Linked DNA regions of Homo sapiens: region 2 is linked to region 1. Evidence: read pairs that join two places in POLR2A ChIA-PET (ENCODE). Cell type or tissue: Caco-2. All regions are shown on one strand. Each heading gives the region's core, and the rest is flanking DNA. Links, peaks and the distances in the headings are about the cores only. Region 1 overlaps MCF2 (MCF.2 cell line derived transforming sequence). Region 2 overlaps ATP11C (ATPase phospholipid transporting 11C (ATP11C blood group)).

What was found. Peaks named below come from ENCODE experiments on the same cell type or tissue, not always from the same donor. Only the 100,000 strongest peaks of a DNase experiment are listed, where the experiment ranks them.
Region 2: POLR2A ChIA-PET joins it to region 1 with 6 read pairs; 2 of 35 experiments call an interaction of 5 or more read pairs at or near these places.

The regions. Positions count from the first base shown.
Region 1 is chrX:139,579,240-139,583,639 of GRCh38, reverse strand. It overlaps MCF2 (MCF.2 cell line derived transforming sequence), which reads left to right. Exons shown (of 29, transcript NM_001171876.2): 29 at 1,137-1,870. The coding sequence ends at 1,169. Among named protein-coding and RNA genes, the nearest start is that of F9, 51 kb to the right of the region's middle. In Caco-2, for the core only: no CTCF peak of the experiment used is centred there; a DNase peak (open chromatin) is centred at 2,199.
Region 2 is chrX:139,904,815-139,909,214 of GRCh38, reverse strand. The region is part of intron 1 of ATP11C (ATPase phospholipid transporting 11C (ATP11C blood group)); the gene reads left to right. Among named protein-coding and RNA genes, the nearest start is that of MIR505, 17 kb to the left of the region's middle. In Caco-2, for the core only: no CTCF peak of the experiment used is centred there; no DNase peak of the experiment used is centred there.

The DNA of each region.
Region 1 (4,400 bases), core at 204-4,203:
TGTAGTTTTTCAGCCCTTCTGCCAACCCTCTTTCCTCCCTCTAGTAGTCCCCAGTGTTCATTGTGCCCATCTTTGTGTCCACGTGTACCCAATGCTTAGCCCCCACTTATAAGTGAGAACACGTGGTATTTGGTTTTCTGTTCCTGCGTTAATTTGCTTAGGATAACGGTTTCCAGCTGCATCCACCTTGCTGCAAAGGACATGATTGCATTTCTTTTTATGGCTGCAGAGTATTCCATGGTATATAGGTTACATCTATTGATATTTACCATGTGATAAAACTAAGAAATACAAAATTTTGAATGTAATAATTGTTTAAAAATATTAATAAACCCATTGTAAGTTTATATCAATAAGATTTTTGTTTAAAAAGTTACATTTTTCAAAATAAAAATCAGTGAGAAGACTGATTTAAATACTTAAATACTTACAAAAGAAATACTTTTGTAAATCACTTTAACTTCTGGCTCAGTAAAAGGTGAATTCTCATATCCACTTTTGCATTCAATTTGTTGTGCTACCATACACCTAGTATCCTCTAGAAAACTCCACTGTGTACTTGTGAGAGGATGAGAGTGAAAAAGGCAAATAGTGTCTTAATGTAGGTTGACCTTGCAGACCCCTTGAAAGGGTCTCAGGAACCCACAACAGTCTGTCTCCCACACTTTGGGAATCTCAGGCTTAGACTAATAATAAAAAGAAGTTTAATTTCTTTAATTAATGTTAGCTGGGGATGGAATGGATAGTAGTAGTTGTTAAATGCGAGCAAAAAGTCAGAGGAAGCCAGTTTGTGTTTAACCGTTTGCTGTAGATGATCTATGAAGGCATTGTAAAGAACTCAGTTTTAAGTAGGCATTTTTTTTTCTAGCTATGGTATCAGAAGATAAAGTAAATATGCAAAATTGAAGAATGCTTTAATCACAGAGGATGGGAATATAGAAAAACCTATTAGTTTCTCTCTCTTTGTCCAATAATTCTCTGAGATGTGCTACTAAGGAAAACATATAAAAGAGCAACACAATGTATTCCATACACCCTTCTTCCCTGCCAAAACAAGAAGCTGGAATGACCTGCTCTTTTGGCTTCACTTGGTCAAGTTGTAAACTGAGCAATAATGGGTGCTGCTTCCCTTGTAGAGACCTGTGTCGGAGATGGCTCTCCTATATTGATGAAGCTACTATGTCAAATGGCAAGTAGCTCTTTCCTGCCTGCTTCTCAGCTCATTTGGAAAAATACTGCGCAAAAGACATTGAGCTCAAATGATGCAGATGTTGTTTTCAGGTTAATGGACACGCAAAGAAACCACAGCACATACTTCTTTTCTTTCATTTAATAAAGCTTTTAATTATGGTACGCTGTCTTTTTAAAATCATGTATTTAATGTGTCAGATATTGTGCTTGAAAGATTCTCATCTCAGAATACTTTTGGACTTGAAAATTATTTCTTCTCTACTTTGTAACCAAATGCAATCGGTGTGCCTTGGATTATTTAGTTTATTAATGAATTAAGTCAAAATTACGGCTGCAAAATGGCTAAGGTCAAGTAAAGCACAACATTATGATTTAATATGCTTTTGTTGAAACCACAGCTTTTGTGCCCATTGTTTTAACTTGTGTGAAACAATACAAAGCCCAGAAATTCTTTTCGGGGCATGAGTAAATTTTGTTCAGGGCTACTGTCTGTATGTGCCCAGATAAAATTTTCATGAGAGTAGTTTACAAAAGCCGTATTTAAAAGTTAATATTTTCACACTTTTTTTCTGGATTTCTGCTTATAATTAATGTAACTTAAATTAGTTGTGCTCTGCTATTTTCTGTATATTTCATGTTGTAATTCTTTTTTTCAAATAAAAATTAATTCTTCAGGTTAGATAAACTTGTTCTGCCTTTTTCGTTCCCCATCACATACTGCTTCATGTCTGTCTGTTCCTGCAAAGCTGCTGCAGCTACCACATTTACCAGTGAAGAAAAGAGTTAATTCTTCATGTTGCAGAGCAGGCAGTTATGCAAGTGGTTTTGCAATCAAGTTTGTAATATAATTTTTTAAAACAACTTTACAGTCTCCAAGCAAATATAGATCCCTAGCAGACTGCAGGAAGAGAGGCTCAGAAGACCTCCTGATTAGAAATGGAGATGTCATTCAGCTTCTCCATGGGAATGCTGAGGGTCAATGGTAGGTGTGTTTGCAAAGCCTGTGATGATCTCCAGCTGGGGCACATAGATAGCTAATCAAATGTTCTGCTTTATCTGTATCTTTGTTATACAGTCTCCAAAAGCAGAAATATCACAGCGATGGCTTTCATTTTCATTGCTTCAGCACTGCCTATAAAGCTCACTGAAAGGAACATTAACCTTTGGTGAGTGAAAAATGCTTTGAACGAATGACATGCTATGAGTCTGCATGTTCTTTTGTAGTTTACCTTTGGCTCAGATGTTTTAGCTGATACGTCTGGGCTTTGTAATGGCTACAGATCACATTCCATCTGGTCATTTAAATCATTCATTAGCCACATATTTAATGAACGCCTACTGTGTGCCAGAGACCACACTTTACTACTTTACAACATAGCTACACTTCTGTTTATCAGGTCAAATATTGACTTTCTCATTCTACCCTTATGCCTTTGACTTTATATAGTACTGGTTGTAAAGATGGTTCTGCCAAATATACTGTTTAGGTAGGAGAGAACCCAAAGCAGGAAGAAAATATTGTTCGGATTGAATGAAACTTCCATAATTCTTTTGGATATTCTAAATGTAAGATTTCTGTCTTCATTGGGTCAATAACTTGAACTGAAATGCTACATTGACTGTGTACTCTAACCCTTTAGGTGGAAGAGTGTACACAGAGAATTAAAAGTTAATGATGGATCATTAAAGTAATAATTTTTTCTAATAACCAAAGTCCTTTGTAGATTACTTAAAGGACTCATGCACAGTGTCATGAAGGTCTTTGAACACATGCAGTAGCCTTGTGAAAGTTTGAGCTGCAACGTAATGTATTTGTTTTAATTCACTTAGTATTACCATTGTTGGCTACTAATTCATTTATTATTTAGGTTGGTGAAAAATCTAAACAGAAGAAAAGAAGGCCTGATTCTAGGAAACAGTTTACATATTTTAATTGGTGACCATAGGTTTCGGAATGCCAAAGTTACAGGTACAATATGAATAAACTGTACACAATTTGAAGACTAAAAATGTTAAAGCTTCACCAAAGAGGACATTGGCATAGAGTAATGACCTCTCTGCAGTTAGAAATAAAGCAGCAAACACATTATGTTAGCTAGAATTTATTTTTTTTCTTTAATAGTTTTAAATTTATGAATGAAAATTTTAAAGGCACATTAGACTTTTCCCTATAAAGTTGATAGTCTTGAAAGAGATTGAAGATACTATGGTGTTTTGTAAGATACCCTTCAGAATTAAATACTGAGGATATGCTTTTAAGGTACCTGCCTTACTGCCCAAGAATACTTTACTAGTATGTAGTTCTACACTGTCCTAGGAGCATGTTATTTCTTTATGGTAGGTCTCTGCTACACACACACAGACACACATACACAAACACACTTGTGTCTATACCCAAGACTTATGTGTGAAGGTAGTATGAAGCATTGGGAGCTAATCTGATGTTCATTTCTATTAACTTAACCCATAGTATGTAACATTTCTGTATATAAACCCGTTTTCTTGTAGTTTTTTCCTCTAAGTGACACTTAGTTGTCTGTTAAAAGGTAGCACAGAAAAGGAAAATCAATGAATTGTTAAATAAGATGATTCTTGCATGCACACACTTCCTCTGAAATCCTAGTTTTGGTCTTTTGTTTGTTCGAATTCCAGGTAATGGTAGACTGTTTAAACACACCAGGTGTAACTTATTTGGTTCCAAATTTTATTTGTAACATAAAATGAAATCTAGGGATAATGAGGCTTAATAGAAATGCTGGGTCACATGGGAACTGCTCAAATGGAGTCACTTCTCATTTGTTTGTTTGATAACTCTAATATGGGTCATCTTTCAAAGGCTTTTTGCACTAATTGTTAAATTATTTAGATAATTATTGAATTACTTAATTAGTAATCCGAAATCTAGTATACTGACAACCTGAACCATTTGACATTTATTAAAAATCTACACCCAACAACTGCAGAATGCATCATTATTTTCAAGTATACATGGAACATTCACCAAGATAGGCTGCCTTCTGTGTCATAAAACAAGTCTTCATAAATTTCAAAAGATTGGAATCATATAGTCTCAGGATGTAATCTTAGAAATCAGTAAATCCAAAGTATTTTGATATTAAAGAATACACATCTATACAATACATGAGACAAAGAAAGTACAAGGGAAATTAGAACTATTTCAAATTGGATGAAAATGAAAACTCAAAATA
Region 2 (4,400 bases), core at 84-4,083, 330 kb before region 1:
GGTTGCAGTGAGCCAAGATCGCGCCACTGCACTCCAGCCTGGGCAATAAGAGTGAAACTCTGTCTCAAAACAAAACAAAACAAAATAAAAAAAACCCCAAAAGCAGTGTGGTTTAAAGTCTCTGTCACTGAGTACCCCCAGATTGTTCCATGTGCCCAGTTTGGCTGGTGCCCATACAGTTTTAGAGAGCAATCTCAGGTTACATAATTTAGAAGCAAATTGATTAACTGAAACTTTGACCTGAGAAAGCAGAGGAGCTTTAGTCCTGGGTCCTGGGAGGCCAGTTGGCATGGTCCTAAAGTATAATAATCATTTATTTTAAATTATATCCCCATGTGAGCCTGCATTGGAAACATCCTAGTAAAAGCTACTTAGTCCATCATACCAATAGGAGTCATTAAAATTCTACCTGCTTATTAGCAACTAAAAGCTAGTAGTGGAAAGAGGGAGTGATAATCCTTCTAAGAAAGCAATAAAAAATCTGCCAGGTTGTGCATTGGTTTATAGCCCCATAAATAGAAACTTATGTTATTGTCAGGAAGGTAGTCAAGGACATTTGAATACTGTATTTATGGAGAGCTACATATGCTTTAAGTAACTCATATCCACCCCAACATACTTAAACATGCAACATCTTTAGTGAAGTTCATTTGTTTACTCCTTTATTACCTATTTATAACCAGCTAGGCACTATATGCTAGGCAATGGGGACCAAGTGGTAAATAAAAACAAAAGTGGTTCATGTCCTGATGGACCTTATAATCCAGTTTAGAATGGAAAACCCAACACATTTTTTATTTACTCATTTTCATAAGTGTTATGAATAAAATGAATAGGATACAGAGATAGCAGAAATAGGATATGTTTTGATAGGGTAACATGAAAGTTCTGTCAGAGGAGATGACATTTAAGCAGATAACTGAAGGAATGAGGACTACTTCTGCAAAGGGGTTTGGGAGTAGTTACTGGAACCAGCTTGCACAAAGACCCTGAGTTGGGCAAGAGTCAGGCACATTGGAGAAGCTTAAAGGAGGCTAGTGGGGCTGAAGGGCACACTCAGTGGAACCGGGGGAAGATGGCAGTGAATGGGATATAGGAACTTCTGGGGAGCATTTGGATTTTGTAATCTAATTTCTGGTAGCCATGAAGGTGATCTGGAGATGGGGAGGGCGATGATAATAAAGTTGTCTATTTAATCCATTCACACATATTTATTGAGTATCCTATCACATGCCAGACACTGTTCTACTTGGTAGGGATGGACTGATGAGCAAAACAGACAGGAATCTCTGACCTTTTTGTCTCTACATTCTAATGTAGGAAGCTGTTGTTAGGGTACAGGGTAAAATAATGTAACAAAGAGCTCCAAAATACAGTGGCCAAAAAATTATAGACGTTTGGTTCTCTGGCGTGTAACAACCCAGAGAAGGTAAGCAGTCTCTTTTCTTTTTCTTTTCTTTTTTTTTTGAGACAGAGTGTCGCTCTGTCTCCCAGGCCGGAGTGCAGTGGCGCAATCTCGGCTCACTGTAACCTCCGCCTCCTGGGTTCAAGCGATTCTCCTGCCTTAGCCTCTCAAGTAGCTGGGACTACAGGCACCCACCACCATGCCCGGCTAATTTTTTGTATTTTTAGTAGAAACGGGGTTTCACCGTGTTAGCCAGGATGGTCTCGATCTCCTGACCTCGTGATGTGCCCCGCTCAGCCTCCCAAAGTGCTGGGATTACAGGTGTGAGCCACCGTGCCCGGCCAGCAGCTTCTTTTCTATGAGGCCATCCACCATTCCAGGCTGTGTTGGTCAATTCTGTCTTTCACAGCATTTGATTTTTAAAGTTCCAGCCAGCATGAAGGAAAGGGAGTCCAGGAGAAGCTTCTTTAGGAAGGTGACAGAAACTTTCACATATTACTTTTGCGCACATGCCATTGGAGAAATCTTAGTCATGTGGCCCTCCCTAGCCACAAGGGAGACAGGGAAATGTAGTTTCTGGTTGGAAAGTGAGGTGTTCAGGAAGAAAGGAAGAACAGATTTGGGAGGACAATCCAGTGGACAGGGAGACAGGCAGTAAACAACATAATTGTAATATCTCCTGTGATGAGTGATAAAGGAAAGATAAAGCAGAGAATGATGATAGAAAGTGTCAGGGGTGAGGGTTGCAGTTTTTCAAAGGGTGAAGAAGGCCTCACTGAGAAGGTGTCATTTGAATAAATCCCCAAATGAAGTTTTGTGAGCAAGAAATACCATTTTGGGTTGTTATGAAGCCTATAAGAATGCATGGTTGGTTTTAACATGCTTGAGTCTAGGACCTTATCAGACCCCATCAGAAAGTAGTTAGCGTGGAAAGACACCATTGTGCCACATATTCACCTACTGCAAGCAATACAAGGCCTTAATGAATTTTTGTTGTTGTTGTTGTTGTTTGTTTTGTTTTTTTTTTTGAGACAGAGTCTCACTCTGTTGCCCAGGCTGGAGTGCAGTGGTATGATCTCGGCTCACTGCAACCTCTGCTCCCCGGGTTCAAGTGATTCTCCTGCCTCAGCCTCCTGAGTAGCTGGGATTACAGGTGCCTGCTACGGCACCGGGCTAATTTTTGTATTTTTAGTAGAGACGGGGTTTTACCATCTTGGCCAGGCTGGTCTTGAACTCCTGACCTCGTGATCTACCCGCCTTGGCTTCCCAAAGTGCTGGGATTACGGCTGTGAGCCACCATGCCCGGCCAATGAATGTTAAATTAATGAGTTATGCTAGGACCTGGACTGAGGTATCTGATTTTTTCTTGACTTTTTTTTTTTCGTTTTTTTTGGAGACAGTGTCTTGCCCTGTCACCAAGGCTGGAGTACAATGGTGCAACCACAGCCCACTGCAACCTCAACCTCCCGGGCTCAAGCGATTCTCCCACCTCAGCCTCCCAAGTAGCTAGGACTACAGGTATATGCCATGACCCCAGCTAATTTTTTTTTTTTTGTAGAGATGGGGTCTCACTCTACAGGTTGGTCTTGAACTCCTGGGCTCAAGCTACATATGCTTTAAGTAACTCATGTCCACCTGCCTCAGCCTCCCAAAGTGCTGAGATTATAGGCATGAGCCACTATGCCCAGCCTTGGCTTTTTCTTAGATGGAAAGCTTAGCTCCCAAAGAAGGGAGGGACTAAGATTCTTCTGCCACACACAGTTAAGAGTGTTGCACATACTTGGACTGTAGAGGTGTTTGTTGTGGGGGCGGTGGGAGGGGAGATAGATTTTTGCTAAGGGTAGAAATTATTTATGGTCTGAGTTTGCTGTAGAGCTCTAGTTAACTTCAATTAGCCATTGTCAGTGCGGTTTAAGGATGTGGTGACATGAAAGAGTGGAAGTATTTTCATTTTTGCCCTTGATCTTCCATTCATTTTTGCCCTTGATCTTCCAAATCTTGCTTAGTAGCCTTTCCAATTACAGCAGGCAATATTTTCCAACCTTTTACTATTTTCTTTAATTATATTTGATTGCTGCTTTAAACATTTTTACATAAAATACGTAAGTACTTTAAAAAAAAAACTTTTCCTGTGTCACTTTTTTAAGGATAACTCATTTGTTTAATGAGCCAAAAGAAAATAATTTTCTGCCTATTTTTTCTCTAATCCCCTTCCTACTTACAACATCCCTAGGTTGGAGTACATAGATTGTCTTTGGGATTTCTTATTTTTGTGGTAAATTATGTTTCACTAGGGAACTTACAGTTTTAGAAGGGAGATAAGAAACATTGTTATATAATGAAAATACAAGACAGAAAGTGACAAATGCTATGAGAAGGTAAAAGTAAGATGCTCCTATAGTTCAGAGACTATGGCATGAGATGAATAATCCTGTCAGTCTGCTTCCACAAATGTGAAAGGAGACATTAAAGCTACCTACGAGCTTAATATATAATGCTCTCAAAAGGAATTTTCCATTCTTGGAAAAGGGAAACATTTGATCTGTCATCCTACTGTTTATTTTTGTAAGCCCCGTCTTTTCCCAGGCACAGATAAAATCCATTGTTTTCCTCTCACACTATGCCATAGGGAAAAATTCAATTCAGATTGGAAAAAGCACTGCTAATCACTTCACAACATTTTGTAGAGTTAGCCTTGAATCTTTCTTCCTTTCCCTCACTCCGTCTTACCCAGTCCATCACCCAATTCCACAGATTGTGGTCCCCTGAATTGTTTTTTTGGATCCACTCTTGCTACTCTTATTCCATCTCTGCAAAGCAGCTAGGCTGACTCTTTTTGAAACATACATTAAGTTAGTTTCTAGCTAAGAATCCCTAGTAGCTCCGTTCATACTTAGAGCACGATTCAGACTCCTTACTCTACCTGCTAGGCTCTGCATGCCTGCCTGCAACAGTATCTCTGGCCTTCTCTGAGGGATCTACCCTCCTACTGTAT